Linked DNA regions of Homo sapiens: region 1 is linked to region 2. A link is a loop called in an ENCODE intact Hi-C map of the cell type or tissue named here. Cell type or tissue: K562. All regions are shown on one strand. Links, peaks and the distances in the headings refer to the core of each region. The heading gives the core; the rest is flanking DNA.

Evidence for each region. Hi-C counts contacts between places; a loop is a spot of excess contacts. Peaks named below come from ENCODE experiments on the same cell type or tissue, not always from the same donor. Only the 100,000 strongest peaks of a DNase experiment are listed, where the experiment ranks them.
Region 1: it touches region 2 in a loop (2.6-fold over the local background); 3 of 110 quality-filtered maps call a loop at or near these places.

Annotation. Positions count from the first base shown.
Region 1 is chr10:15,851,963-15,867,895 of GRCh38, forward strand. It overlaps MINDY3 (MINDY lysine 48 deubiquitinase 3), which reads right to left and starts at 8,545. Exons shown (of 15, transcript NM_024948.4): 1 at 8,244-8,545. The coding sequence starts at 8,337. LOC124902383 (a long non-coding RNA gene) reads left to right here. Exons shown (of 4, transcript XR_007062071.1): 4 at 5,961-6,838. RefSeq lists an enhancer at 8,287-8,336. In K562, for the core only: no CTCF peak of the experiment used is centred there; DNase peaks (open chromatin) are centred at 8,049 and 8,599; H3K4me3 peaks cover 2,527 bases.
Region 2 is chr10:15,800,606-15,816,538 of GRCh38, forward strand. All of the region lies in intron 10 of MINDY3 (MINDY lysine 48 deubiquitinase 3), which reads right to left. All of the region lies in intron 2 of LOC124902383 (a long non-coding RNA gene), which reads left to right. Among named protein-coding and RNA genes, the nearest start is that of MINDY3, 52 kb to the right of the region's middle. RefSeq lists an enhancer at 14,153-14,302. In K562, for the core only: no CTCF peak of the experiment used is centred there; a DNase peak (open chromatin) is centred at 9,076.

The DNA of each region.
Region 1 (15,933 bases), core at 6,729-10,728, 51 kb after region 2:
GCCTCAATGCTCACTGTTCTCTCTACATAAAAATGCTCTTTCCGCTACTCTCCATATAGATAAATCCTTATTTTTCAGGTCTCAGTTTAGGTGTTAATTCCTCATAGGGATATTTCCTTACAAACCTATCTAAGTAGTCTCTCCTGTCATCCCCTAGCACAACCAGTACTTACCATAATCTGTAGTTATTGTTTGTTTACTTCTTAATCATCTGCCTTGCCTGACCGGTGTTGTATCTGTGTTACTGGTCATTGTTTTCCCACAGTATGTTTACAACATACTGTGGCTATTGCTCAATTAATGCTTGTTGATGTTTTGGCATGGAAGATAATGGCAGTGTTTGTTTCTAGGAATACCAAGTTCAGTCTCAAAAATGTGAGATAACCATTTGGCAACTTTTAGAAATCGGAGATGTAAGTGTGTAGTTCAGGGCAGGACTTAGGATTAGAGGCAGCAATTTCAATCATCTTAAACATGTCAGTTAAAGTGAATGAGAACTTGTAAAACAAAAATAATGAAGTTGGGAACTTTAAAAAGTGAGCAGAGGCTGAGTCAGCAAAGGAGACTGATAAACATTAGAAGGATAAGAGAAAAGCACATTAACTGAGCTCCTAGAAAGGAAAAATCAGAAGCAAAGAGTAGTCAACTATTACAAATGCTGCTGAATAAAGATATAAATTAAAATACTAGATTAATCATGTCATTGGGAATACTAAAAATATAAATTTACAGCACTAGGGAGAGTAGCCAAATTTTAAAAGGTTGAAGTGTAATTCGGATTAGAAAGAGAAATAGTAAAAGCAAACTACAGTTGGCCGTTCATATCCATAGGTTTGGCGACCACAGATTCAACCAAACACAAATGGAAAATATTTGAGGGTGGGAAAAAAACGATGGTTGGGTCTGTACTAAACATGTACAGACTTTCTTTTTCATATCATTCCCTAAACAATACAATGTAACAACTATTTGCATAGCATTTACAGTGTATTAGGTATTGTAAGTAATCTAGAGATTATTTAAAGTGTAGGGGAAGTCGTGTGTAGGTTATATGCAAATACTGCAGAGCGTCTATGGATTTTGGTATCTGCAGGGGGATCCTTGAACCCACTACCCCTCGAACACCAACAGACAACTATATTTAAGTTTGGCAGAAGGGAAAAAGGAATGATAGTTTGAAGGGTAGTTGGATCAAGAATTATTAATTTTGTAGACTGAAGGGTGTGAATTAGAAAAGGGAAAGAGTGATTATATGGAAAAGAGGAAGTTTAAGGTCTCCAAGTCCTGAAAAAGAGCTGAGAGAGACTTTTAAAGGTGGTCCACCGATAACCCTGGAAATCCTAGAGACCTTTCAGGGGGCCCACTGGAAGTTACAATTATTTACATGATAAAACTAAGATATGATTTGCCCCTTTCGCTGTGTTGACATTCACAGTGATGGTACAAAAGCTATGGTGTAATACATTGCTGGTTCCTTAGCATACATCGAGACAGTAACATCAAGCTGTCCTAGTGGTCACTGTCCTAAAAAACACCCCCATACCCTCACACAACTACAGAGCCAATTTAAGAACATACTTACTGCTGCAGTCAAAATTACTAATTTTATTGTATCTTGATCTTGAATACAATGTCTTTTTAAAAATATATTCTGCGGAACAAAATGGAAGCTACCCATAAAGCACTTATGCTACATACTGGGTATGATGGTCAAAAGTTATCTCAAGGAAAAGTATATGTGTAATTTTTTTAACTGCAAGCTGAACCAGCTACTTTTTTTTTTTTAATGGAGTGCTGCTTTTACCTAGTATAACTACCAATAAGCTACAGTTATTCAGACTTGAGTATCTGGCTGACATTTTCTCAAAAATAAGTGAGCTTGACATTTCAAGGAAAATAGCCAGTGATAAAATTTCGAGCATTCAAGCAGTAACTTGGAACACTTGTGTCCACTACTGTGACTCTGACAGCTTCTCAATGCTTACAGATTGTTCCGATGACATCACTGGTAACAGAAACAAACGTGACTTCTGGTATGGTATAATGACATACACTAACACTTGGAAGATTGTCATAAACCAGTAGACTGATAATCTCCAAATCACTGATGTATACTGTTATAAATTAATGCAGAGGTAAGAGATCTATTAAAACTGCAAGACAGACCAATGGATTTCAATTTAACAGAGGATGAAAAGTTACATGATTTGGTTTTAGATTTCGTATTGCAACTAATCTCTACAATACTCTGATGTGTCAAGTTTTGGTGTGGTATTAAAGAAGATTATGTGTAATTATCTGAAAAGGCTACTACCATACTTCTCATGCCTTTTCCAATTGCATATGTGAGGCCAGATTTTCTGCATCCACTTCAACCAAAATAATATATTGCCACAGACTGGAGAAGCCAGTGTAGGAATCCAGCTGTCTTCTAATATGATAAACATTAAAGAGATTAGCAAAAATGTAAAACAATGCCAAGAGTCTCACTAAGTTTTAAATTTTTTGAGTTGAAGTCCTCAATCATTTTTAACACTGTAATGGGGACCTGAGTTCCAAAAACTTGAGAGCCACTGGCCTAGGAGAAGAAGTAAATTTTAGAAGGCTTTTAAGTTAAACATATGAGGAAAAATGAAAAAGTGAACAGGTGTTATATTGAGAGTGAGAGGAATGAGAAGGGTACAGAATTGAGGAAAGTGTTAATTCCAAAAAACATAAGGAAAGAACTAAGAGAAGCACTGAGGGCTCAGCTAAGATTTAACTACATTTGTATTGGTGCTGGACACAATTTTCTCCAGCAATACACAGCAGCCTGGGAGATCAAAAATAGGACAAATGGAGAACTGGAATAGAGAAGATACATGTAACAAATTTAATAAGAAAGTGACAACTAAGGTTTCTGGTTATGTTAAAACAACCAAATTTAAGGTCCAACCTAGGAACAAGAGATGAAATCTTCACTGTTTGGCCAGCTCTTCTACTGAGAATAAGGAAAGGGACCCTAGTGTTGTACCCAAGTGCAGAGGCAAAATTAAGATCTGCTAAACTTTTCGTGTATGAAATTAAAGTGTGAATTAGTAATGGATCTTGCCTTCCTTAAAAATTTAAATCATGTAACTCAATTATCCACAGGTGGGGCTTTCAGTTGGAAATGCGTTACAGTGAGTTGCTTTTGTACTTTTAATATTAAAAGCCCATGGAGTGAATTCTAAGCAGTTATGCTTCATGCCAAATTCTGTTTAATTCCAGTATACATGTTTGAGTGTGTTAACTGATAACGGACAAAGGCTAGTAGAGCCAAAATGAAATAAAGTCAGCTAAATGAAAATTAAGTATTCTATCCTAAAACAGGACTATGCTGAGTAGACTTCTCTTTTCATAATAAGGTTTTACTTAAGTTTGAATTTCTCAGGACACAGCATTACTTTTCTTCTCAAGAGTTCTCATACTCAAATTATTTCCTAGTTTTAAAAGGACTTAACTTACCATAAATGGCCGTTTTTCCTGATTACGTCTGAAATTACCCATCTTAAAACACCTAATCCTACGTAGACAATTTTGTATCACATTACACAGTACTACAGATCACAGAAAAATCTTTCTCATTTTCACATTTTATAGCTCAGAACCAGGGTAAACCTGAGCCATGAACCTCATCGCAATTTTTCAATCTCTTGTTTTCATATTACTTACTATACATATACACATTTTGCACACCATTTTGACAACTATACCTTCTACAATTCTAGCCTTCCATGTAAACAAGGCTATAGAAAGACTTAGTTTGACATCCTGGCTGAGTCAAATATCTCAATTGGACTTCACATCTAAAAAAATGAGGATAACTACATTTGTTCTTTCCTATCTTTCAGGGTTGTTGCAAAGATTAGGTAAGATTTTCATAAGCTGTAAAATATAGTACAAATATAAGATATTATCACAGATACTTTCAAGTATTTGAATAATAAAACAAATTATATATTCAAAGTACCAAGGAATTAATTTTGTCATATATGCTTACCAATTACGAATTAAGAAATATTGGTTGTTAGGCAAATTATAATTTAGGTATGTTGAAGAAAGGAAAAATATATATAAGAGAATGTTAAAAACTTCCAAAAACAACAAAAAAACTTTTAAACGATGTGATCCACAGTATTAGCTTCACTTTGGAAGAAAAATTAATGATGTTGGTGTGTCATTTTATTACTTTGATAAAATAGTAAATCACATTAAAATAAATACCCAAACACGCCTTTAAACCTTAAATTAACCCAACTGTATTAACTCCTAATATATTTTATATTTATATTTTAATGGATCCCTCAATTTTCCTAAGTTATTTGTTAAATATCTTTTTTTCATATTACGTAACAAAAATTGTGCTACACTGAAAGCCCAAAGCTCTAATTTCAATCAACTACACCTACACGCCCCTCTTCCCCTGGGGAAAAAGAAAAAAAAAACCCACCCACTGTACTGCTACAAATAGCAAAAATAAATCTCTCTCTGACTAGTCTTTAGGAGAAACAATAAAATAACTGGAAGAAGGAAAATAATTGGAAGAAGGAAAAATGGCTATAAGAGTTTACACTCTCCCTCAGGCGTCAGCAAACTACAACCCTCATCTGCTTTCATGTTTTAGAATGCAGCCACACCCATACTAACCATGGCTGCTTTTGCTGCAATACCATTAATGAGCTGAGAGGCAATAAAAAGGCCACTCACCCTTTAAAGAAGTTTGCCAAACACTGAGCTAAGCAATCAATATTGAAAAGAAAATAAATTCCAAATAAGTCAAAATGTTTTTATTTATACAAGAAATACTACTTCTGTTAGGTCTAGCTGATTCTTATTTTGGTTCTGTTTGGTTGTGGTCACTCTGTCCGCTTCTTACCATCTCCACTACCACTACTCTGGTCCAAGATAGCATCTTTTCTCCCCTGGACTGCTGCCATTGTCTCTTATCTGATCTTGCTGTCCCAATCCACTACAGTCTATCCTCAAACACAGCAGGCAGATCAGTCCTTTAAAAACTTGTCAAGTAGTATCTCTCCTTTGCTTCAAACCTTCGAAGGACCCCTATTTCATGTATAAGATGAGTGAAAGTCCTTCTAATGGCCTAGAAAGCTTTATATGATTTGGGCCATTTCATTTCTTATATCATCTTTTATTACTCTCCTTTTCCTTTATTCCCCCTCCTGCCACACTAACTTCCTTCTTGTTCCTTAAACAGACCAAGTGTATTTTCTGTGAAGTTTTTTATAACTACCATTTGTTCTGCCTGGAGCACTCTTTCTTCCGACTTCTGCATGACTAGCTGAGTGACTCCAAGTGTTTGCTCAAATCTCATCTTAAAATGAGGCCTGACCAGGACACCCCACCCAGAACTCTGTATTTCCTCATCTTCAAACTATTTATTGTACATGTGTAATTTATGCTACGTTATATTTACTGTTTGTCTTCCCTCCCACCCTACTGACTCTCAACTGTAAGAGCTTGGAATACTGGTGTAGTTTGTGGGAAGGGGGGAGGATAAATAGTGTTAATGAGCTAAGGAAGTGAAAATTATATGCTATTCTTTAAAAAGTACTATAGGCAATTGAGCAGGAGGAAAGCAGAGAGAAGAATAAATTTTCACGTTAAAATAAAACCCTGCCAACTTTAAGCCCTTAAATTACATGGCTTATTGCCTTTAAAATTAAAACTGCCCAAAAAAAGAAGAAGAAAAAAAACACCCCGCATTTTTTAAAACGAACAGGGATTTGTAGAAGAGAATTATCTAAAAATGTCAAGCCAATTAAAAACAACTATGTGCCACTCCTGCAGCTTATTGTTTTAACAACCATATCAAAAGAATTTAACTTGATCAATCAATATAATTTTATAGATGAAATATCTCTAGACATAATTGTATAAATATTCATGCCAAACATCTTACATCTGTATCTTGCTTCCAGAAAACTAATGAGACTGCAGTTGTCAACTGAAGACACGATCACAGACTATGAAATAAAGCCAGAGTTGATGTCACATTAGTAATGCAGCAAAGCAGTGTCTTGTGCCTGTTCCCACAATCCCAAAGGACTGCCACAGCAATATTTAGCAATGGCCTCAAAGAACAAACAAATGAATACAACAGTTAACATATCAAAACCAGTAACAGGACCCCTCTGATTCAGAGGCGATAACTTCAAAAATATATGTTTGGTTGCCTTAAAATCTTAATCAGTGTAAGGCCTTGAAGAGCTACATATCCAAAATATAACTAACTGCACCCTGTAAACGAAAAAAAGAAAGAAATCCTTTATTTTGAAATGGTACTGATGGAACTAATCCTGTTAAAGAATTTCTGCATGATTAAAGGTGGCAGAGCGTTCTAATAAGTCATTATAAAGTTCTATTTAGAATAATGATTAGCCATCAAATAAACAACTTATTGTAATTGTCAGGAAAAAGCCAAAGAGTGAATTTGGCATAGTCTACAATTAAACACTTTTTAAAATAATATAAAAACAGCTACCATATACTGAGTGTTCACTATACGTCAGATAGTGTGCTAAGCACCTAAATTATTTACATGGCCTCTAATCCTCACAATAACTCTGTAAGGTCTATTATCTGTACTTTACAGAGAAGGAAACTGAGGCTTAAATAAGCTAAATCACATGAACCTGAACCAAGTACATCTATTCCAGACTGTGCTCTTAACCATTACTAGAACTGCCACCCTGAATCTTCCTTGTATTTGCATTACAGTATAAATATAAACAGGGCTGAATATTATCTTATTCTACTTTGTAAAATGTTTAATAAATGTTAACTGATTACAATGGAAGTAAATTTTTTCTTAGTCTTTCACAGTATTTTAGAGCTGCTTACTATTAGAATAAGTAAGTCAAAGTGGGAAGTGTTAAAATAAAATCTCCCTCTAAGAAGCCCAAGATTAGGTAACTGACATAATTGAATGTGAAAAAAAAGAGCCCAAGTCATTACATGTAGGGTTTGGGAACTCAAAGGAAGATAATGAAAACAGAGGTATATTAGGAATCGAGAGACCTGGAATCCACTCCCAGTTCTATCGATTTGTGCAACTTTGGCCCAGTCATTTACCTTTACAACTAATTTTTTTCGCCTGCAAAGCAACAGTGAGGGACTAAATATCCCAACTTAACAATACATCGTAATTGTAATTTTACCAGCTCTTAAAACAAACATGTGGGAGGGAGGGAGAGATTACGTAAATCCTGAATTTTTGTTACAAAATACACGTTTTGAAATAGGGGTTTATATTTACTATGCCAAAATTCCGCCCAATCTATTTCGGGAACAGGTGTTCCCTAAATAGATGTTTTAATAATAATAGTGTTTTACATACATAAATTATTGATCCTTCTGACTCAAGGTTATGTTTTAACCTCATCATCATCTTTCCTAAGTCACCTTTAGGAATGTGTCAGTTGTTTGCCTATCCAAACTTAAGAATTAGGGATAGTTACTAGTATAAAGCGCCCAGCCTGTTACAGTGCAAGAATTCAATAAATGCTTATTTTATTTCATTATTATTTGTACTAAGACTCTTCATGTAAGTAAAAGTCCTGTCTGGGTTACAAGCATACCGGCCGAGGAAGTACTATGATCCATATTCCTTTTTTAACCGTGACAGATAATAAACCATATAAAAAACGGGGATACTTTGGGCCAAGAGTACACTTTTTAGCAAATAACAGTGTTTATACACAGACTACCACGCCTAACCACATAATGACAATACAAACAAAAAACTGCTTTTTGGAATTAGCCACTTGGACTTTCCCTTGGACGTCCCTCCTTCTCACCAAAAATAGACCAACCACCACCAATAGACAGCTCTGTTAGGGGGTAAAGATGCGGAAGGCCACAGCACCCCTTGAGAAAGTGACACCGGGGCACGGGGCGCATCTTCCGTGTCACGCCCTGCAACCCAGCAAGGGGCCACCCTCTCCTCCTCCCCAGCCGAAGGGCAGCCCGGAGGATGGAAAGAGCGCTGCGGGTATTTAGTGGCAGCTGTAACCATTCTCCTACTCAAACTCTCCCCACCAAGGCAAGGCAGGGCGTGTCTAGAAAGTCCAGCTTCAGCGCTGAGCACGGCGACTGGGGCAGAGAGCGGGGCACGCGAGGGGCTGGAGCGAGAGGCGTCACAGGCGGACTCTCGCAGGGCAAAAGAAGCAGCGGCTGCAAGTGTGAGAGCCCCGCCAGGGTACCTTGCGTCCAGCGGCAGAAAATGGTGTCCGAGAGACCGGGGCTGCTCTTGGTGCCCCACACCAGCTCCATCAGCTCTTTAGTCAGTTCGGACATGATGAGGAACCGGCGGGCGGATCTTCGCTTTGCGGACTCCTGCCCCGGAACATGGGGAAGGGGCAACTCCGGAAACAGCAGCTGCGGGACGGCGGCGGCAAACGAATTGGAAGGTGAGGCAGGAAAGAAGAAGGGGCTGAGAGCCACTTGCAGAGACCAAGCCTGTCAAGCCAGGTTGGGGCAGCAGCGAGTTTTCCGTACCGGAAGTGCTGGTGCCACTTCCGACTCCTCTTTAACTCCCGCCCCTTAAGGCTGAGGGCCCGGAAGTCCCCTCCCCGGAAGTGAAATTGGAGGCGGAAACAGGCACGGAAAGCGGTGGAAGTAGCTTCTGACCTTTCTGAACTGTCTGGGACCCTTTGGTGGGGTGGTAGTTTTTGTATTGGGAAGGGGCGTCGGCGTGTTTCTAAACTCCAGGAATACCTTCTTCCTCTACGCACTGCTCTGGGCTAAGCTGGAGGCTCTGAGGCCCAGGCACTAGGAATTAGAACATATGCCCATTGCTTGTATTTTTCAATATTAATTTTGCAAAACTAGAACTATAAGGCAATAGTTGAGTCACAGTGCGGTAACATCCGTGCCTTTGTAGGGCGCTTCTCATAAGCTGGAGGCTGTCCGCCTCTGTACTTCAATAAATCAAAGTCAGACCAACTATTACCTAAAAACATGGCAAAGAATGTGGCATAATGTGCATTAGAAATGCTTCCACCAGCTGCAACGCAGAATTACAAGGTATTTGTAGGGAAACAAATTCAGAGCAACCTGTTTGTAAATGTTACAGCATTTTCATCTCCAGTTTTTGACACTGCAGAGTGTGTGGGCAACACCTGGACTAAAGTTTAGGTTTTACTCATTAACTAGCAGTTAAATTGAGTTCATGTGAAAACTTATGTTTGTGCTGCTTAAAAAAAGAGGGCTTGTATTGCCCGAGCTTTGAATTTAAAACGAAAGGGCAAAATCTGATTTAAAAAAAAATACATGCTTTTATTTTGGTTCTGTAAGGTTTCTGTACTCCTTGGAAACCATATTACTTTGGGATGCAGTAATGCAATAGTTAAGAGGCCAAGCTGTGGGTCATACTGGCCCATATTCCTACCTTTTGCACTTACTAGCAAGTTACCTACTATCTACCTAGGCTTTTTTCTTTCTAAAAGGGAGATTGCATACATTTCATATATTGTAAGGAATAAATGGAAAAAGTAACACATACAAAGGATTTGGTGTACTTCCTAGCACATGGAAGGCATTTATGCAACAGTGGGTATTTTTTTTACCTCAAGAAGCCATTTTGTGGGAATTTGATGCAACAGTAGTTCTGACTTTTTTACCCATAAATTCTAGCCAGTTGTATTTTAGTATAATACGTTATGTTCTCTAATTTCAAAAACATGCAGTTTCATTGTAGAATACCCTTGCATTTGGCTAATTAAAATTAACCCTTAATTTAAAATCTTTTAGATTGCAAATAAGGTTTTGTTAATTTATGCTTTATTACTAGCTATTTTTTCCTATTTATACGTTATTTCTAATTTTATTTTAATTAATTTAATTTTATTTCTTCAGTACCCTTTACTGTAATTACAGGGACTTGCCCAAAGTGCCTGTAGTAGAGCCATAGCATTCCTTTTGATCTTTATTCCCTTTAGAATATCCCTTGCCTTGTTTTTGCAAATCAAATCTTACCTATCCTTCATGTCAGAGTGTGCATGCCAAACTTTCTCCAGTCATTACAATTGAAAGTAATAATTATAATTTCTGAGGCTTCATAGTACCTTATGTGTAACTTGCTTATGACAATTCCTATCATCATTGTATTTGCAAAGAGTTATTTGCTTTTCTCTTGGGATATAAATTTATGGAAGCAAAGAGCTGCCTATTCATAATTCTAGCATGGGGCCTTGAACATCACTGGATCTCAATAATTACGATTCCAAGGAACAAAACTTGCCTTTACTGGAAATAAAGAATTCATTATCTCTCAGCAAGTGAGAGATCGGGGAAGTAGTACTGACTGCTCCAGTTAAATATCTAATATTCGCATGCTGATTACAATTTACGTAATTCTTCCACTTCCTGAAAGACACAGAAGGGTCTATGTACATAGAGCTCATAACTGGCAGACTTCTAAGTTCAGAAGTGTTTCCACATTTGACTTTCTCCATTAATGTATGTAAATATTAATGGTGTAGTGTATATAACACTACATTTGTTTCCTTTACATTAATATAGATAGTAGTTATAAGTTTGATTACTTTGTTATGAAAAAACAAAAAATTGTACTTTCAAACTGTATTTTTTTAAACGAGAAATTTTTTGATCTATGATTTTTCTTAGTTTCCAGCTACAGTGATGCTGGCAAAATCCTGGATAGACATTTATATGAATGTCCTTTCCACTTCCACATTATATTTTTTTTTTTTTTTGAGATGGAGTTTCGCTCTTTTGCCCAGGCTGGAGTGCAGTGTCACCATCTTGGCTCACTGCAACCTCCACCTTCCAGTTTCAAGTGATTCTCCTGCCTCAGCCTCCTGAGTAGCTGGGATTACAGGCACCCGCCACCATGCCCGGCTAATTTTTGTATTTTTAGTGAGATGGGGTTTCACCATGTTGGCCAAGCTGGTCTTCGACTCCTGACCTCAGGTGATCCACCCACCTCAGCCTCCCAAAGTGCTGGGATTACAGGCGTGAGCCACCACATCTGGCCCACATTATAATTTTTATGTGTAATCTTTTAAATTTTTTAATTAGCAGGACATATCTTTAACAAGGAATATTTTACTTTTAAATTATTGGCTTAATTATTCATTAGGTATAACATTTAAATAGAAATTAATATTCATCAAAATTGTTCTTATTCAGTAATTATCTATAAATAAATATTTAAGTGAATCACGTTTTGCATCTATACCTGGTGCTGGATGAAAATGCCTTTCTCTTGTTATAATGACTTGGAAAATTATGTAAATGTTCTTTCATGTATTTATAACACTTCATATTTTAGCATATTGTTTTTCTCAGGACTGTCTATGGTTTCGATTAAACTTGTATCACTGAGGTGTATATAGGTTGCATTAATAATCTTTCACTTCCTATTTATATGTAAGTTTTATTAATAATACTTCTGTTTCTTTCAAATTCAAGTCAGGGTGCTTCCATAAAACTGGGCTGAGATTTCCATTATAATGAATTCTTTTTATCCATCTTTACTACTTCAGGCAACAAAATTAATTACTCAGCATTAAACTCTAACTCTGTTTAATTATTTTCCTGTCTTTCCTCAAACTTTTTTGCCAGATAAAAGCACAACAACTTTATTGCCTAGTTCCTAGCAACTAACATGAAAAGTACAATTCTCCAGTTGGAAACCCTGGACTCCTAATTTAGTGTATTTACATTACTCCTTACCTAGAAGAAATCAAATATTTCAAAAACTCACCCTGTCATAAGATTAATAACATTTAGGTGGGTCATTAAAACAATCCCATACTCATTTATTACTAAAACTTTTTCATTTGTATGTCCTCTGCCTTCCAATAGCAGCATAAATCTACCAAAGCAAATGAAACTACTTCCTTCTGCATCATCCTAACCTTATCTCAGCAGGATAATACTTGTCCAGCTGAGCAAACAAGTCCCTTTCAGACTCACCAACATCATATTCAAGGGTGGCATAGTGTAGCACTCCCCATTGCATCTCCTACTGACATTAATACATGGTGGTAAAGGGGAAGTGTCATTAAATGCTGGGTTAAATAAATTTAAACAGGTCATTCACTGCAACTCTCCAGGAGTGGGGATTGTGTTTAATGTTAACAGACACATTTGAATCATTTCATTCACTGAACTTCTTATATAATTTATGTTCTGCAAAATACTGTTAGGGAATCAGGGGTCTAATGAAATCGTCTCTTGAAATGGAATTAGAAAATCTGAATGTTAGTCCCCATATGGGCAGTAAGTGTGATGTTGGGTGAATCATTTAACTAGCCGTACCTTGCTTTCTTCATCTGTAAAATAAGAGAACTAAATATAGGTTACTTCTTAAGGTCATATTCACTGCAGGTCCTGTACACTTCTATGATTCTAAAAAGTGGCTGTCTTTAACTTGAAATGTATGGGGATAATGGGGAGAAAAAGAATATCGGAAACGTGTATGGAATAGAGAAATAATTATGGCATTATTCTTTAAGACATAGAATAAAAGAGGTCATTTGCCATTTTAGCACTTGTGCTAACATTATGAAATGAGAAGATAAAATTCCAACTTGTACATTAACACAAGACTAGCTATATAAAGTAACCATATAATATTTACACACTTGGATGTGTCATAGGCACCTCAAACTTAATATGTGCCAAATTAAACATGACTCTTCCCACAAACCCTGCTTTACTCTCAATGTTTCATATATCAGTGAATGGTGCCATGATCTACAAAAAGCTCATTCCTTAATGTTCTTGATTGTGATAGAATGAATAAATACTCTCTTTCAGGCTCAGTTACCACATTCATAAAATGATCTTATTAATAATTGTATCATACAGCGATTGTGATATTTAATAGGGAACATTAGGCACGAAAGAATTACAAGCATTGAAAAATACTATTCTTATGTTAGTTTTATTAATGATTTAGGCAAAACATTATAAAGGAGCAAAGATGGTGTATGAATTATTTCTGCATTGAACTGGGGAAAACCAGAGAAGTTTGACCTGGATAAAATCTTGACTAGAGAAAAAAGGGAGGATGTGCATTTTATGCTTAAAATACTCTCGTGGCAGAATCTTAGCATTTGTGTTAGTAAAGAGAGATGAGTCAGGAATATCGGGTTATGGAGGGTGTAATGGACAGAATTCTGTCCCTCCAAAATCCATATATTGAAGCCCTAACCCCTGATTAAACTGGGTTTGGAGATAGAGCCTTTAAGAAGGTAGTTAAGATGAAATGAAGTCCTAAGAGTGGATTCTAATCCAATAGGACTGATTTCCTTCAAAGAGAGGAGAAAGAGACACCAGTGCATGATGTCTCCCTCTATACCAAAAAGGCCATGTAATGACACAGTGAGAAGGTTGCCGTCTACAAGCCCGGAAGGGAGGCCTCGCAAGAAACCAAACCTCTCAACACCTTGATTTTGGACCTCTAGACTCTGGAACTGCGAGAAAATAAATTTACGCTGTTTAAGCCATCCAGTCTGTGCTATTTTGTTATGGCAGCGCAAGCAAACTAATACAGTCTCTTAAAAATGTTAAATGTTAAATACAGGCATGCCTCAGAGATATTGCCGATTGAGTTTCAGATCATCACAATAAAGTGAATATTGCAATAAAGCCAGTCACACAAATGTTGTGGTTTCCTAGTGCATATAAAAGTTATATTTACACTACACCATAGTCTATTAAATGTGCAATAGCATTATGTCTAATAAAGACAATGGACATATATACTGTAATTTAAAAAATACTCAACTGCTAAAAAATGCTGATGACCATTTGAGCCTTCAGCAAGTTGCAGTCTTTTTACTTGTGGAGGGTCTTGCCTCCATGTTGGTGGCTGCTGATTGATCAGGTTGGTGGATGCTGAAGATTGGGGTCGTTGTGAAAATTTCTTAAAATAAGACAGTTTGTTGTATTGATTGACTTTTCCTTTTACAAAAGATTTCTCTGTGGCATGAGATAATATTTTATCCACAGTAGAACTTCTTACAAAATTGGAGTCAATCCTCTCCAACCCAGCTGCTGCTTTATCAACTAAGTTTATGGAATATTCTAAATCCTTTATTGTCATTTTCAACAGTGTTCATAGCATCTTCACCAGGAGTAGATTCCATCTTAAGAAACCACTTTCTTTGCTCATCCATAAGAAGCAACTCCTTATCCATTAAAATTTGATTGTGACATTATAGCAATTCAGTCATACCTTCAGCCTCCACTTCTAATTCCCATTTTCTTGCTATTGCCACCACATCTGCAGTTACTTTCTCCACTGAAGTCTTGATCCCTTCAAAGTCATCTATGAAAGTTAGAATCAATTTCTTCCAAACTCCTGTTCCTGTTGATACGTTGATATCCTTCCATGAATCACAAATGTTCTTAATGCTAGCCTTCAAGGTGGCAACTAGTGACCATGCCTCTTGATGGGCATGTCCTTGGGTAGTTCCTTTCCACATTGAAAAGACCCCAACTGCCTGACCAACTGGATATTGTGAAAGTAATGGGATGTGATTTTCAAAGGCATTGCAATTTCTGCCTGGTTTCGTGGCTCTGTTTCTTTGGGGGAAGCCAGCTGCCATGTTGTGAGGGTACTCAAGTTGTCTATGGACAGGCACACATAAAGAGAAATTCAGGCTAGATGTTCCCATCCCCAGTCTCTAAGATCCCACTTGGTTATTATTAGGACCTTCACCAAGACAAAGAAAATTCAGCTTTTTCTGAAATTCTCCTACTCTCAAAAAATAAATTCTGCCTTGGCCTTCAGCTTTGTTTGTTTCTGCCACTGCAGGAAGTAAGTTTTGTTTGGTTTTGCGTGTTTGTTTTAAATGCTGCCAGGGACCATTTTTGACTCTCATATTTCATCTTAGGTTGCTGATTAATAAATACAAGCCTGTCATTTTCTTTCCTTATCATTTCAATGGCACTTAAAAAGCAGACAGTCTTTGCAATTCAATATCAGTCAGTGATTAGCCATGGATTGTCCCTGTGGCTCTAGTTTGGTCAAGGATAATTACTCCTTGTAGAAAGAGACAGTTAAAAACTTTGAACTGCCAAGAATTTACAGTAGCTGGGGGATGGATATACCGACTGGTTCAATGAAAGGAATCTAGGTGGAATCTATGCATACCAAAAATCAAAAAGTCTGTAGCAACAACATACTTAATGAAGAAAAATTTCCGTTTTAGAATGGCAACAATATAAGACATCCTACAACCATCACTTCTATTCAATATAATAAAGGAAGGCAAAAAGAATACATAAAAAGACTAATAGAAATAAAGCTTCATGATTCATAGCCTGTCTCAGGTTCAATTCTGTACTTAGCATTTTTCTGGACTTCTATAGCACACCCTGCCCTTAATCCTTAAGACCTTTCTCTAGTACTGTTACTTTTGTGCATGTTTGTGACTCCCTCACAGCACTGATCAAATCCCCTCTGGATGAATTGAGACTCCAATAAAAACATATCAAATCCAGCAGCTTAACTTTTGCCAATATGGCAAAAATTCATGAGGGATACGTTCCAAAACCCCCAGTGGATGCCTGAAACTGCAGACAATACTTCATCCTAAAAATACTATGATTTTTCATATACATACATACGTATGATAAACCTTAACTTATAAATCAGGTATAGTAAGAGAAGAACAAAAATAACTAATAATAAAATAGAACAATTATAACGATCTACTGTAGTAAAAGTTATATAAATGTGGTCTCTTTCTTTCTCTCTCCCAAAATATCTTATTGTATTATATGCAACCTTCTTGACCATGGGTAACAAATTGGAAAGAGAGACTGTGGCTAAGGCAGGGGATTATGGTACAATATTGAACTCTTCTTCCATAGTCTGGAAGAAGAATGACAATTTCTTTTGGGGAAAGCTCA
Region 2 (15,933 bases), core at 7,341-11,340:
TGGAACCCATATGAAGTGCCACTAGTGATGCCGGAAGTTCTCCCAAGAAACCAAAGTCAGGACGTAAGAAAAAGTGGAATTGCTTGATATGCACCATGGATTGAGGTCTGCTGCTGTGGTTGCTCACTATGTCAAGATAAATGAATCCAGCATAAATATCGTAAAGAAAGAAAAGGAAATTCCTGAAGCCATTGCTGCAGCCATACAAACCTTCCGCTTTTTGCAAAATACCTCCTTGTACAAAAAATGCAACTTGTATGTAAGTGCAGGGTTGCTATAGGAAAGGCACACCTTTAGATTCTAATATGATTTAAGAAAAAGTGCAGTCATTATACAAGCTAAAGCAAAACAAAAGTAAAGGAGCTAAAGGTGGAGAACTTAATGCCAGCAAAGGATGGTTTGATAATTTTAGAAACTGGTTTGGCTTTAAAAATATCAAGGTAACAGGAGAAGCAGCTTCTGCTAACAAAGAGGCAGCAGTTAAGTTCTCAGAAACCATTAAGAAAATCTTTGAGAAGAAAGAATATCTGCCTGAACAGGTTTTTAATGTGGACAAAGGTGTCCTATTCCGGCATGGGGGGGAAATGCCATAAAGGACATTTATAAGTAAGGAAGAGAAGGAAGCACTAGGATTTAAGACAGAAAGGAAAAGGCTACTGTTTTATGCACATGCAGTCAGGGTGATGACCAGGACTGCCCTTATTTATAAAACTGCTAAACCCAAGCTTTGAAGGGAAAAGATAACACCAGCTGCCAATCTTTTGGCTGTATAAGAAAGAAGGCCTGGAAGAGAATGCTTTCTCTGGATCAGTTCTATCAATGCTGTGTACCTGAAGTTACCTAGTACCCTGCCAGTAAGAGACCACCTTTTAAAGTTCTTTTGATATTGGACAATGTCCCTGGCCACCCAGAATCCCATGAGCTCACCACCAAAGGCACCAAAGTAGTTAACTGCCCTCAAACACAACATCACTAATACAGCCTCTAGATTAGGAGGTCATAAGGACCCTTGAGGCTCATTACACACAGTAGTCTGCAGAAAAGATGATATGGTTATTGCTATTAAAGAGAACCGCAACAGCAAGAACAACATGGAAGTCTGGTAGGATTACAGTACTGAAGAGGCCATCACTGTTACAGAAAAAGCTAATCCATCTGGCCCAAAACATATTCCTGCTAGAGAACACTGTGTCCAGATATTGTGCATGAGTTCATAGGATTTACAGAGCCAATCAGAGTAAAGGGTTTCAAGATAAAGATCTTGGAGAAATTCAAGAGCTAACAGATACCACATCAGAAGAAATAACAGAAGATGGCTTGATAGAGATGAGTGCTTCTGAACCAGTGCTGGACAATGAGGAAGATGACGTAGAAGAAGCAGGGCCAGAATACAAACTGACATTCATTATAATTTTAACATATTCTTTTCTCCGGCTTACGAGATTACAGTATATAATACATATAAAATACAAAATATGTGTTAATCTACTGTTGGTTACGGTAAGGCTTCCAGCCAACAACTGGCTACTAGTAGTTAAATTTTTGAGGGAGTCAAAAGTTGTATGTGGATTTTTGACTATGCAGGGGGTTAGCACCCCAACTCCCATGTTACTCAAGGGTCAATTATGTTTTCAAAAACGAACTGCATTAGTCTGTTTTCACACTGCTATAAAGATACTACCTGAGGTGGGGTAATTTATAAATAAAAGGTTTAACTGACTCATAGATCTACATAGCTGGGGAGGCTTCAGGAAACTTATAATCATGCCAGACAGCGAAGGAGAAGCAAGCACCTTCTTCACAAGGCAGCAGGGGAGAGAGCATGCAGGGGAAGCACCAGACATATATCAAACAACCAGATCTCCTGAGAACTCACTATCAGAAGAACAGCATGGGGGAAACAGCCCCCATGACTCAATCGCCTCCCACCAGGTCCCTCCTTACTATGCGAGATGAGATCTGGGTAGGGACAAAGCCAAATCATATCAGGAATTAAGGCAACTTATTGGCTGAAGTTAAGTGTAAAACAAGTAACTCAAAACCCTGTATGTGGGGAAATGATAACAAACCCATTTGTTAGCTATTTAAACAGAAACTCTTTCTTTCCTCCCAACATACAACCCAGTGATACTGGTTAGGCTCCAAATAACAAAACCACCAACTGTAACTGTCATTACTAATACAACAAACTGTGTCTTGAACAATAAAAAAAAAAAAATCATGTTTTGCTCTTTTGGTCTCAGTCATATACTACTAACAGCTAATTTGGTCAACTCTTTAGGCAATAACTCTTAATCACACCACTTAAAAAAGATGTGTTTACACTAGAGGATGAAAAAAGAGAATAAAAAGAGAAAAAACCCAAGAGATTATTGTAAATTCAAATGGAAACATTCCAGAAGTTTTCTTCCACAAATCAAAACCAGTACATAGTCTTCTAAAGTGATTACTGGCTTGCTTATTTTGACTGTTTACAATGCTTTTTGGATCACTGTAGAAAATGATCTTTTATTTAAACCTTGTTTAAATTTATGTAATGTTTAAATGTTCAGAGATGTAATCAGAAAGTTATGAAACCACCTTCTATTCCCATTAAAGTGTTTCATGTTGCAGTTCTTTTAACTCTGTAATTTTAATTCAAATTATAAACACTAATTTTTGCCGATTTATTTAACTTAAACACTTGCAAACAGGGTTCCTAGTATAAAGATCTGTAGACTAATCCATGTAGCAAACTTAATATTAATATATCAATATACTGCATATTTGCATAGCAAGTTTGAAGAGCAAGTATAGAATTACATTCAATTGAGAGAGTTTTACAATCAAGACAAAACACTTCAGAGGTATAACTGCCGTATTTTTCTTATTGTACATAAAATGGTTTAGTTAGAAGGAATGTAATGACTTTATAAATGTGAAGAGGAGGATTCTACCCTCAGATTTTCCATTTCCAAAATTTAATATAGCAACAGCTTTTAGGTTCCATATGTAGTATATTTTCTCTATCTAACTATACATAAAACCATAATTTCTTAAACATTTGGCAGGCTTAATAGATGGTAGAGAAAAACCCAGTCTGTGCACTTAAGGTCGCAGTCTAATAGAACAGAGAAAAACATGCTACTCTATCTTTACTTCCAAGAATCTTATTAAATTTATCCTAAGAAAATTATCTTCCAAGATGAAGTTCTAACAAATGTACACTAATCCTACACTCCCCCACCACACACACAAAAAACCCCACGAATGATAATTAAGTAAAGGGATTCCAAGGTCAGCAAATACACTTGCATTTTCTTTTCTTCATCCCTAGTTGTAATACTTAGGAGAAAATTTCAACATGTACTGCATTTGGAACTCTTTTAGGTACCCTCAGTAGGAAGAGATCCTACACATGAGACTCAACGATTACATACTGTTTTAGTTAGCAATTTAAGCTCTGATTTACCATCAAAATTATTTTTATTGTAAAAGCAGTTCTTTACATTAGTCTGATATAATCACATGATTTTATCAGAGGAATTTATATTCAACCAATTTACTGGTCAACAGGGATTGCAAAACAATATAGCTTTTAAAATTATCTAGCCTCACTCAGCTTAAATGCAGAGGGTTGGCGGGGGGGCGGGGGATGGAAGTAGGTGGACCAAGCTGTTAATGGGACTATCTAATAGCCTACAATCATGAAACAGATATCTCCTTTTCACGTAGCTCTGTATTATCAGTGTAACTATTCACTATTCACCATAAACCTTTTAAAATGTTGTAACATTAGCCATCCTTCTAAACACCTACTGAAATATAAGGCCTGTGTACAGTGGGTTGGCTGGGGATAAGTAATTCATTACTGAAAAGGTCTTTAAAGTTTTTCTCATTAAGCCTTTCATCGTTATGAAGAGCAATCTGCTGTCACGATTCATCAAAGAACCTCCAAGAGCATCGTCATCTAACTTCAAGAATGACTGCACATATATAAATGACATTTTAGCTTGCAGACAACATATTATAGTGTTTAAAGTCCCTCCAATAAATAAATAAAAGGTAAATGCTGTATAATTTACCTTTAAGCAAAATTTTACTTTATAATGTTTCACCTTTAGTCTTTGCTTACTATCTGTATTTATGAACAAATAATTTGGGAAATAGATTTTAAGTCAATTACATCATCTCAAAACACAGAACGTCATTAGTGGCAGCAAGATTAACAGAATTCAGTTAATCCCAATACCTGAAAGCAGGAAGGATGGTGGTCTTTTCTCTTATTCTTCCATTATTTTCCAAATAACGTGTAAAGCCCAGGTCACCTCCACAGTAGCCCACTGCTGTGAGGCACCAATCTGTGTCGTATGGGCAGAGAAATCAGGGTAGGAAACACAGCAGACAGCCCTCTGACGTTCTTCCTCTAGAAACACAGACTCTAAATGCACAAGTGGAAATAACGCAGTGGGAGAAGAAGTTTCCAACAGATGTCATCTACTCTTGTGCCATAATTATTAAAATCATTAATGAGTGAGCTGCTGACTCTCCAAATTATCGTAATCGACCAACTAACTTTAACAAATCCGTCAAGCTTTTCTTGAAGTTAGACGACGTTCTTGGAGGTTCTTTGATTATTCATGACAGCAGATTGCTCTTCATAATGATGAAAGGCTTAAAGAATAAACTTTAAAGACCTTTTCAGTAATGAATTACTTATCCCCAGCCAACTCACTGTACACAGGCCTTATAATTCAGTAGGTGTTTAGAAGGATAGTTAATGTTACATTTTAAAAGGTTTCTGGTGAACAGAGAATAGTTATACTGGTAATACAGATAGAGGTACCTGAAAAAATAAAGTTCCTCTTTATTTCAAAGTTAGGACTCTTTGTATCACTGGAATTAAACTGTTCAATCACCTAGTGATACAAGGTAATCGATGGTGGTAGATAATATTATTGTTCCCAATTAGTTGCTGCTTCCTCCTTCTAAGAGGATTATTTGTCACTGTCTGTTGCTAAGTGACCTGAAGTACTTTTCTCTGAAATGGGCCTACTTCCTTGCCTCATTGACATCAGATTCAGCCAGAGAAATACAACTGGGAGTGACATTATGCTAGCTCCTAGCAGAAACTTTAAGTGCCACTATCTGGTTTGGCCAGAAGTCTTGTTCTTTTCCCTCTCTTATGAGAACTGCACATTCCAGGCAGAAGCTACTCCTTCAGCCCAGATCTTAAAATAAAAGAGACACGTGGAGCACACCTGCAGCCAACATGTAAGTTATGAGGGCGGTAAGCTTTGGGCTGGGTGTGTTGGGGAGAGAGGTATGGTGGCTGTGGTGTGCTCCAGTACAGCCAAAAAGAGGGTACATTGCTTTTAGAGACGTTAAAACATTCTCAAATTCCTTTTTGCCATCACCACGTGCAGACAAATCTGAACAATGTCAGTAGTCACACACTCCTCCTACCCACAGGATGGGCTGTTCTCATCGCCCCCTTCTTGAGTACCACTGTGTACAGGACTGAAATGTCAGGGTTGTTGGTTACTGCAGCAAGCTGGCAAAGGGGATTAAAACCTAATATTCTGGCTGGGGCTGTATGTTGCTTGTGCCACATGTACTCTATTTGATCTTCCTATTGAGAGCAGTCTATATTTTCCTCTTGTGTCTTCCCTCATGCTATCCAGTAACTCTGACCTTAACAATGTAAGCTGCACATGGAGGAATCTCCACATACGCAGACTTCATGTTTCCTATGAAAATTAATGCTTAAGAAGATTACTGAAACTGTGTCTACTCAATACCAATAATTTAATCTTGGGAGGCTTGGATTAGTATGAACAAAAAGTGAGGGCCCCCAACCAATCCTACCTCGTTTTCTACAATTTTAAACAAGGTTTGCATGATTACAAATTAGTCACAGTACTCACATTTATAATTTAAAATTTTATCACAGCTGTGCAGAGAAGCTTTGACTGTTGATTCAGAAGGCTGCTCTACTTCCATGAATTTGCTTTACATTCATGCCACGGATATTCCTGTTTAGCTTTCCATATCAAGACAGACTTTCATATAGTAAGGACAATTTGTAAATAAATGTGATTATTCAAGCTGGTCCTACAGCTGATCGTCAACCTTTGGTTTCATCTTAATATCCTAGCACAACTAGTATGGTTTAGCTATCATCTACCAATTACTATTCCCCAAACACAGTATTAACTTTCCCATTATAACACTACATCTATACAGCTTTCACTTCATATCAGTCTCAAAGTTACCATGTCCTTTCATTCAAGTATAATCTTTTCTACACCTACTTCTTCCCTCTTCCAGGGTCTACTCTACTCTAGCAGAATGAGTTGTTTTCTTAAGGGAGGGAAGTAGTTAAATGCATAGCTCAGAAGTCAGAAGACTGGAGTTTAAATCCTGCCTTGGTACTCACTAGTATCTAACTTTGGAGATGTCATTTTTCTCACTGGCCCCAGACTGTAACATGCAGATGAAAACGGCACGCAGCTCACAGGGTTGGTTTGAGGATTAAATGAGGAATGCTCCTGAGATGATTAATTAGCATACTGCCTAACATACAGACAACATTCAGTAAACACTCACAGTAAACTATTACCATGTATTATTAATCCTTACGTTCCAACAGTACTTACCACAATACTGAATGTGTGTGACAGTAGGTAGTGTGGGAAATCAGTTAGTGCCACAAGAAGGAAGGAAGTTGGAAGAAAGAACAGGAGCAACAAGAGAGTAGGAGAATCAGCGGACACAATACGAATGGTGGAAGGTTGGACCAGGAATGCTGAGCAAGACTTTGATAAGCGTATTCTGGGCAGAGGATAACATAAGCAAAGCATGTGCAAACACACACAATAATCCCCCAAATTAAACTTAGTAAGACTTAGTGGCGGTCATCTATTAACCATACAAGACCTTTTTTTGTACTCTGCTATCAACTCTACTGGCTATGATTTTTTTCTATCAATTCTGAACAGATAGCTAGGGGTGTGGGCTTAATGATACTGACTCTTAATTAAAACTCATAGGCTTCATTCCTAACAGAATACTTCTAGGCCCTTCCATCAGTATTTTATCTTTAGACAATTATTTGGATACTATTGTAAGAGAAAAAGAAAAATTCAGTGGAAAAGAGAGACTTCTTCCAGGAAGGCTGACATCACTGATGACTGAGAAGTAATAAGTAAAAGAAAAAGAAAATTCAGGGAAATCACAAAAACCAGAATATACAAATACAGCTGCATAAGGCAAAGAGTACATAAGGGTAACTGATGTTCACTTGGCTTAAGGAGGCAAGAACATTTATATTTTGAAAGATTTCTGGTCAAAATAATTAAAAATGAAAAGCTTTAGTATTATTGTGGTACAAGTCATTGGCATAATCCTAGATGGCTGATGGGGGACAGCCCCAAATTGTGCTAAGCAGGTAGGAAAGAGTTTGTGATTAAAAATTTACATACTTGTAATAATTCAAATCACTGAGAATAATTAAGCTGTCCAGATGTCTACCCAGACTTTCCAAGTAGTTCAGATAAGAGATTAACTTCAGGATCCTTTAAGTTGTTATTTTAAGGTCTTAAAAGTCACAGAAGTTATGATTAAACTACAAGAACAAATAATTAGCATTTTCCCTATTTCCTTTCTGTATTAGATGAGGCACGAAATCTCAATATATGCACAAACTCCAGAATTTACTTAAGATAAAAGGATGAGGTAACTAAACTGCAATAAAACACAAAATGCCAACTGTGAATTTTCTTGGAAGAGTAAACGTATAAAGCACCACTTTACAGCTTTTCCTTAACACCGTTTTATTACATGCAGAGAAATGTCGATGTAGAACTGTCCAGTTTTTAAACACCTAAGAGAGAAAGGCTCTAACAGTTCACCGCAGTGTTTTTCCTGTTACACCAAGGAGTAATAAAAGCAGCTTGTGCTGTAGAAATAATTCTCCCTACATTCCCAGTAACAGATCCCACTGGAAGAACAATGTCAGCTCACACAGCAACAGTTAAATAATTTTTTCCTCCTTAGCATTAAATTCAGTTTCTTTATATGAACAGTTCTGTCATGGATATTCACGTGTTCATGCCTGACAAGAAAACTGCTTTTATCAAAGGAAAGGTCAAAGGTGAGGTTCCGCACACACATAGAGCCCCTTTATAACCATAAAAGAGAACAAAAAAGTGATGTAAAACTCATCTCCCCAACTTCAATGAAGAGTTTAAATGGAGTACCAAGCAAATTAGCCACTGATCTTCTGAAGATGAAACTAGATGCTATAGGCAGGGTCCAACTATTTTTATACTGGATCAACAGCTGTCACTCCACATTGAGATTCAAATGCACAGTAAAAACAAAAAAGGCATTTATTATGTCTTCCATTTTATACATTCTAAATTCTAGTAATATTTAAAGTAGATTTTCAGATTTAAAGTGCCCATTTTGAATTTGCATTGAAAATTAATTTCCTAATTAGTTCCCAATTCGAGGGAAATTAAGAAAGTGACCCAAATAAATTATTCTTAAAACCCAAGTATAAAAATAAAAGATGAAGAATCAATGAGGAAAACGATGGTTAGGGAGAAAATAGAGGACAAATGCCCTAATGTTTGAACACTTAAATAATTATGGATTATTATGAAAGACCTGACTCCTAACATATTTGACATATTACAAAACAAATGTTACACAGCCTTCATCTAATAAGAGCTAGTTTTTTCTTCTGAAATTAAGGAAAAACAATTCAAAAAGTTTAAGTTCTGTATTCCTTAAGCGTCTACTTTTCAAAATACATTTCTTTTTACCTGTGCAGTAGGTTCGCATGTTTTCAAGTAACCTCAATGAAAGTGCCATGATACGATTTCTGAAGACCCATGCCTACAGGGCACATTCTGTCTCCATGTACAGACCTTTGTTCTGCCACAGCTCAGATGACCTGCTTGGAAAGTTCTCCATCGTACTTAATAGGAATTAAGTTTCCCTCTTTGAAGAGGTCCATTTACGTACTGCATTTCACCTCACCCGTATCCTCTTATTAGAAGTTCTGTGGGAACCCTGCTGCTTGATGACTCTGCAGTTCCTATAAGGTTCCTGAAGTTAGATTCTGTGATATTCTCCCTCAGTAGTAACTACAAAAATCTCATTTACATAGGGTGGCTTAGATGCATTTCTCACAACCAGACTCCTTAGGATACTATGTCAAGGAGTACAATAACAGTTTTGTTGTTTGACAGAGACAGAGGGTTAGTAGGAAAAGATGACTCTTTCTATATCAGACAGAAAATATGATTTATAAAACATGGTGGTTTAAATTTAAAAACTTAAAATTATATTTCTTCATGAAAGAAATGTTATAAATGATCAACCTGAACATTTTTACAACCTCTTCATAAAATTATTAAATTTATTTTTAATGATGATTCTCAAGTAAAACTGACTTGTGAAAAATCTCTTTTAATCCTACAAAATGTGTTGGATGATTATAGGTCAGGAAGAGGGCACCAGTACAATTAAAAAGGTAAATTCTGGGTCACTGGATATATCAAATATAAAGTGATAAGTTCATTAAGTAAATACTTTGGCACTGAAAATTAAAATCATGAACCTATACTAGTGCCCTTTAAAAAAATTATATTTAATTACTTTAAGTCCTAAAAGTAAATTGTTCATTTCAAAAACAAAAACAGATAGTTAAGAGGTTATTTCACTGGACAGAAGCAATTTTCTTAACCATCCTCAAATCATGAAAGTAAATTTTGAACATGTTACAGCATATAGGTAGTTTCACAAAGCTTATTTGTAAATACTCATGACAGCTGTTTCTATTCAATAATACGGGTGGTTTGAATTGGTCAGGTAGGATAGCAAAAGCTAGTTTTTCTATTTGCCCTCCATGTAAGATAGAGATCTATTGAATTCTGATGATCCAAGACTATTCAGCCATCTTAAGCACACCTCCCGACCCCCAACTTATCAAGTAATAACATGGTCATCTCACAATTTTTTTAAGATGGATCTACAGTGTGTTCTATAATGTATTTGGTCAACAAAAAGTCATTGAGCACCTACACTATGCCTGGCACTGCTCTAGGACCTGGCAAACAGTAGGTGACAAAACACAAAAATCCTGCCATCACAGAGCTTACTACAGAGAGAGACAGATAATATAGAAAACAAGTAAATATACAGGACGAATCTAGTACCCAGAATATATTAAAAAACTCTTATAACTCAATAACAAAAAGACAAACAACCCAATTAAAAAACAGGCGAAGGACCTGAACAGACGTTTATCCAAAGAACGTCTAGAAGTGGACAACAATCACATAAAAAGATGCTCATTAGTCATTAGGGAAATGCAAATCAAAATTACAATTACCACTTAACACCCACTAGGATGATTATAATAATAATTTTAATGATCCAGTATTGGCAAAGATGTGGAAAAATTCAGTTTTCAAACTCTGCCAATTATTTTGATAATGCAAATGAACACGGGCCACAAGCTTCGACTTCTAAAGGAAAGCAGGTTAGGAATAAGGGTAGAGAAGAAAAGAAAAAACAACTCAATAAGAAAATCAAGTCAAATTTAAATAAACATAATTCACAATAAAACCGAAGTTGAAATGTCAAAGATTTTTTTTCTGAGAAAGAAAAATGCTATAATTTTAAAACTTAGCCAATATACTATACTACTTTCATCATATTTAATCGCTGAGACCTTAGTTCATCCTGTATATAAATATACCAAAATATATTTTTTGAAAAATTTACTTACAAAATTTAGAAAAAGGAGCCAAAGCCATCAACCACTTGCCATCACAGTATTTTCAGTGCTAGTCATGAGACTATGTATAGATTAATATTTCTGAAAATTTTGGAAGTGATATTCACTTCTAACACAACACAAACACAAATTATTCCAAAACTGCAATGTATTTAAAGCAGTGGTATATGTATTTGAATGTCACTGATTAACAATACTTTTAAATCATGAAAAATGAATAGAACTCAAAACTGCTACTATTTAAGAAAATGTCAATTTGTGCTTCATCTTACCTATAATATAGTTAACATTACTCATAATTTTTGCCCAAAGCCACTAATTTGCTTCAGGAAAAAAAATAACATATGTGCACTTTCTCCTTATTACTAGGGTCTAATACATGAAGCTTTCATTCCTACAAAAATTTAATTACATGTGTACAGAACATATAAAACTAGTATTTATAACCTAAAACTTCAGAATAAAACTTTCTAATTAGATGCTTAATTCAGTTTTCCATGTACATTTGCAATAATGCTTAATTTTTCATTTTTTAAATTTTTTTATTATTTTTATTTTTTTTGAGATGGAGTCTTGCTCCTTCACCCAGGTTGGAGTGAAGTGGCACAATCTCAGCTCACTGCAACCTCCGTCCCCTGGGTTCAAGTGATTCTCCTGCCTCAGCCTCCTGAGTAGCTGGGATTACAGGTGCCCAGCACCACGCCTGGGTAATTTTTGTATTCTTAGTAGAGATGGGTTTTGCCATGTTGGCCAGGCTGGTCTCGAACTCCTGACCTCACGTGATTCACCTGCCTCGGCCTCCCAAAGTGTTAGGATTACAGGCATGAGCCCCTGCGCCCGGCCAATTCTTGATTTATTCTATAAATTTCAATGTTCTATAATTTCTGGGAAATAGTATAATTATCCCTTCTCAATTATTCATGTGTTAAATATTACTCACAACATCTTTTACTTTATTAATTCACTTAACACATTATCTTTTTACCCCATACAGAAGGTTAAATTCAATACAGCTTCTGATATTTTACTCTATCTTAGCTATCACATTTCTGCCTTCCTACCCATGCAATATTAGAAAAGTTTTTAATTCCTCTATGGACTGGTTCCTTTGGCATAAAGAATAGATGTGGGTCAAAGGATTCTGACAGCTCTCACTAGTGCTAAATTTAAATTTAAAAACTAAGCAGTTTCTACGTGGTGCATCAGTCTACATAACAGATTGTCTCCCATCACTGCTCTTTGGAGGGAAATACAAGAAGAAAGTCATGTCAGAGAAGCTACAGCATAGCTCTCCACATGCCTGTCTGAGAGGTACCTCTTATTTCCCCAATCCCACTTATTACGTGATGTGCATACAGTGAACAAATTGCTTTAATAACAAGCAGTTACATTCAACAACAGCAAAGCTGCTAAGTACACATTTTCTAAAGCTCTAAGATCTAATCATTAGCCACACCTATCTTATTAGACATTTCTACCCCTCCGCTGCCAATCCAATCCATCACCCAGTCCTGTCATTCTACCTCAGGAGTAAATCTCTGAAATCCATGCACTTTTTTCCTCTCTACCTCACTACTCTGGACCAAATTGTACTCTTTGCTTACCTGAAATAGAACTAGAGAAGTCTTTTTTACCTATTCCCTGGGTTATCCTTCAATATATCCATTCTCCACAATTAGCTAGAGTTATCTTTTACAAATGTGAATTTAATCCTGTTCCCTTCCTTCCCACCTCCCCCAAAACTACTCCCACTACCAATTTTTAACAAGTCTAGTTGTCCTAACTCTTAGTATCAAAGAGTAACATGGCCTGCTATTCTTCCAGCTTCATCTTACACCTTGTCCCCCTAATTCTCAGTGCTCCCTCCAGCCCTTGTCTTTCAGTTTGTTCTCACCCAAGTTCATCTGTCTGTCTGTCCTTCTTTCTTCAGGCATGAATTTGCTCTATTTGTCATGTAGAGAATGCTCTTTCCCCTCTCTTCCTCTGGTTTAATCTGATACCTCAGGTTCTCATTTTAGGCATCAATTTTTTAAGTAAACATCCCAATTTTCCAAAACTACAATAAATTCTTACAGCATTATGGACCTGTGCTTTGTCAGCACTCATCACACTTGTAAATTTATGTGATTATTTATATATCCTTGAGTAACTCAAGGAGAATGTCCGCCTCCATTAAGAACAGACCCATATCTATTTTTGCTCACCACTGTATTCACAACACCTGGCATAATGCCAGGCACATACTATAATCCAGTAAAAAGCTCATAAATGAGTATATGAATGAATGAAGAAACCTGCAACTATTACCACCTTCACCGCATAAGGCACACAAAGAATTCCACTGTTCTTCACAGGCATTTCACAACGCCAAATTACAGACTGCCTTAAAAATTATGCAAATAAAATATACTTTTTTACTTAATTGTAACCAGAACAAAGAAGTCAGCACATGAAATACACCAACAAACATATCAGTTTTATAAAAAAAGACATAAATATTTACAAGGAACTGCTGGGGAAAAATTAAAACAATGTTGTTTCAGGCCACTGAATGTATAATAAAGCAAACTCACCAAAACTCAAAAAAAAAAAAAAAAGAAAAAGAAAAAAGAAAAACCCACAGCCAAAACTGCTTGCTCAAATGCAGAAATGTTAAAGAAGGAATGGCCGAATAATGATTCTTGTTATAATTTTAAGAAGAGCGAAATTTCCAGTATTTTTTATGTGGTGAAGACTATATGAACATCAGTTTATATTTAACAAATCTAAAACAGGACTCAATAAATGTGATCAAGTATTATTGTTCTTATTTACCATTTAGGTGAACTTCCAGCTTTGTTTTACTTTTATTTCAAGGGGAAAAAACAACTCTTCACTGGGAACTCCTCTTAAAGGTAACATCTCAAACAATCCAAATTTGACTACTCTAAGAAAGTATCTATAGATACTACACAATGAAGCATCACAATGAGTCGTGTAAAATATTCTTAGGGGATATAAACGTCACTGGAACCCAAATGCGGGAAATTTGTACAAAAGTTTTATTCATTCAACTAATAATTCCCCCCACCCCTAGTGTGCCAGACTATATACTAGATCCTGAGACTACACAGGTAAGTCTCAAAACAGTAACAATTAGTATAAAATTCAAGAGTTCTACACCCACATGGCAGGAGTTTTTGTGTTTTTCTCTTAACTCCATGTCTCTAATTCAACACGTTATTGCACATGACAGGGATCTATGAATAAAAAGGTGGGCGAGAGACAGCCCCTGCCCTAGACAAAGTTCACTGGCTGCCATGGGACACGCAGAAAACAGTATGGGAATTAGAAACTGTGTGCTGTTTGACACATGCGACAGCACAATGGGCGAGTGCTATGGGAACCACAAAAGTATCAGGACAGGTAGGAAGAGTGTACTCATAAAAAGAAGGGCCTATTTCACTCTTGGGAACTCCCTCAACATCACTAACTTTTTCAGATAATGTCCTCAGACTCACAGCTCATTCGACACTGTTCCTTGTATTATACCTTCTGTGAAATCTCTCCTACTGTTCTGACAACAAAATCATTTCTTAAACATCAATTATAAAATTTAAGATTTAAAATATTGTCATCTTTTATATTCAACACTTTTAGTTTCATATAATTAGTTTTCCTTAAAGAATAAGGTTGCAGACAAACATGATTAAAAATTGGTTTGAAAATACATTTTTGTGTGTAAGTCAGAATTAATTTTCTTTTATGGTAATTTATAAAATGAAATCCTCACTCAGGAATTAGTAATTGTCAGTTTTTGTAGTTCACATTGTGCTTTTTAACTTCCTCTCTCTACTTCAGGAAGGAAATAAATAGCAAAAGCTTTCAAACTAAATGCAATGTATCAGTAACTCTGTACTTTTAGCATTTAATTTTAAAGCTTTCCGTGCTTGAGAAAAGGCAATTATGTATCTTGCTCTATAACCCCTATCTGGACTTTTGCCAACACAATAAAAGTAAATACAGTAAGACATAATTACATTCACGAAACTTAGCATTGTCAATTCAGACTAGAGTATAATTTATACCACTTGTACTTTCTACAGAAACAAATAATAAACTTTCATTGACTATACATGCTCAAAAAGCTCAAGGAGTAATCAGGAAAGCACATCACAATGAAGAAACCTCTAAAATACAATTCTGTATCTTCCTACGAACATTCAGCAACCTATCAAGTTACCTATGATCCCAGAGATGTTTAACGTATGTTTCTTGAATACTAAAAATGATGATGATGATGATGATGACGATGACCACAGCTAAAATTTACTCAGCATTTAATTTGTACTAGGCACTGCTAAATACTTTGTATTTAAGCCTGACAACAATTCTAAAAGCTAGGTACTATTATGAATCCCTATTTTAAAGACACAGGAAAGGGGGCTGAGAGATGTTAAGAAGTGGCAAGGCTGGGATTAAAACCAAAGTCGTCTGAGGCCAAAGCTCTTAACCACTCAATTGTGGAAAAACATGATATACAGATTATAGTTGAGATTTAAAAATAGCTTTGTTATAAGAATTTTGAAATAGAAATATTCAGATATGGCGGGGCACAGTGGCTCACGCCTGTGATCCCAACACTTTGGGAGGCAGAGGTGGGCAGATCACTTGAGGTTAGGAGTTTGAGACCAGCCTGGCCAACATGGCGAAACTGTCTCTACTAAAAACACAATTAGCTGGGTGTGGTGGCATGCACCTGTAGTCCCAGCTACTCGGGAGGCTGAAGTGGGAGAATCGCTTGAACCCAGGAGACGTAGGTTGCAGTGAGGCGAGACTGTGACATTACACTCTAGCCTGGGCAACACAGTGAGACTCCATCTCAAAAAAAAAAAAAAAAAAAATGAAAAAGAAAAAAAATAAAAAAGACAAGAAAAGAAATATTCAGATATATTTCAGCTATTTCAATATTGTAATCAGGTATATATTAAAATTGTGGGAAGTATTCCATCTTAAAAGAGCATTTGACTTTAATACCATTGAATTATTAATAGATTTTAAAATTTTTTCAAAGGAGATGCTGTAATTAAAACATTTTATATCATGTATCATCTAAGTTAAATAAATCTTTTATCCTACTTACAAAAAAAGCAATCTAAAAC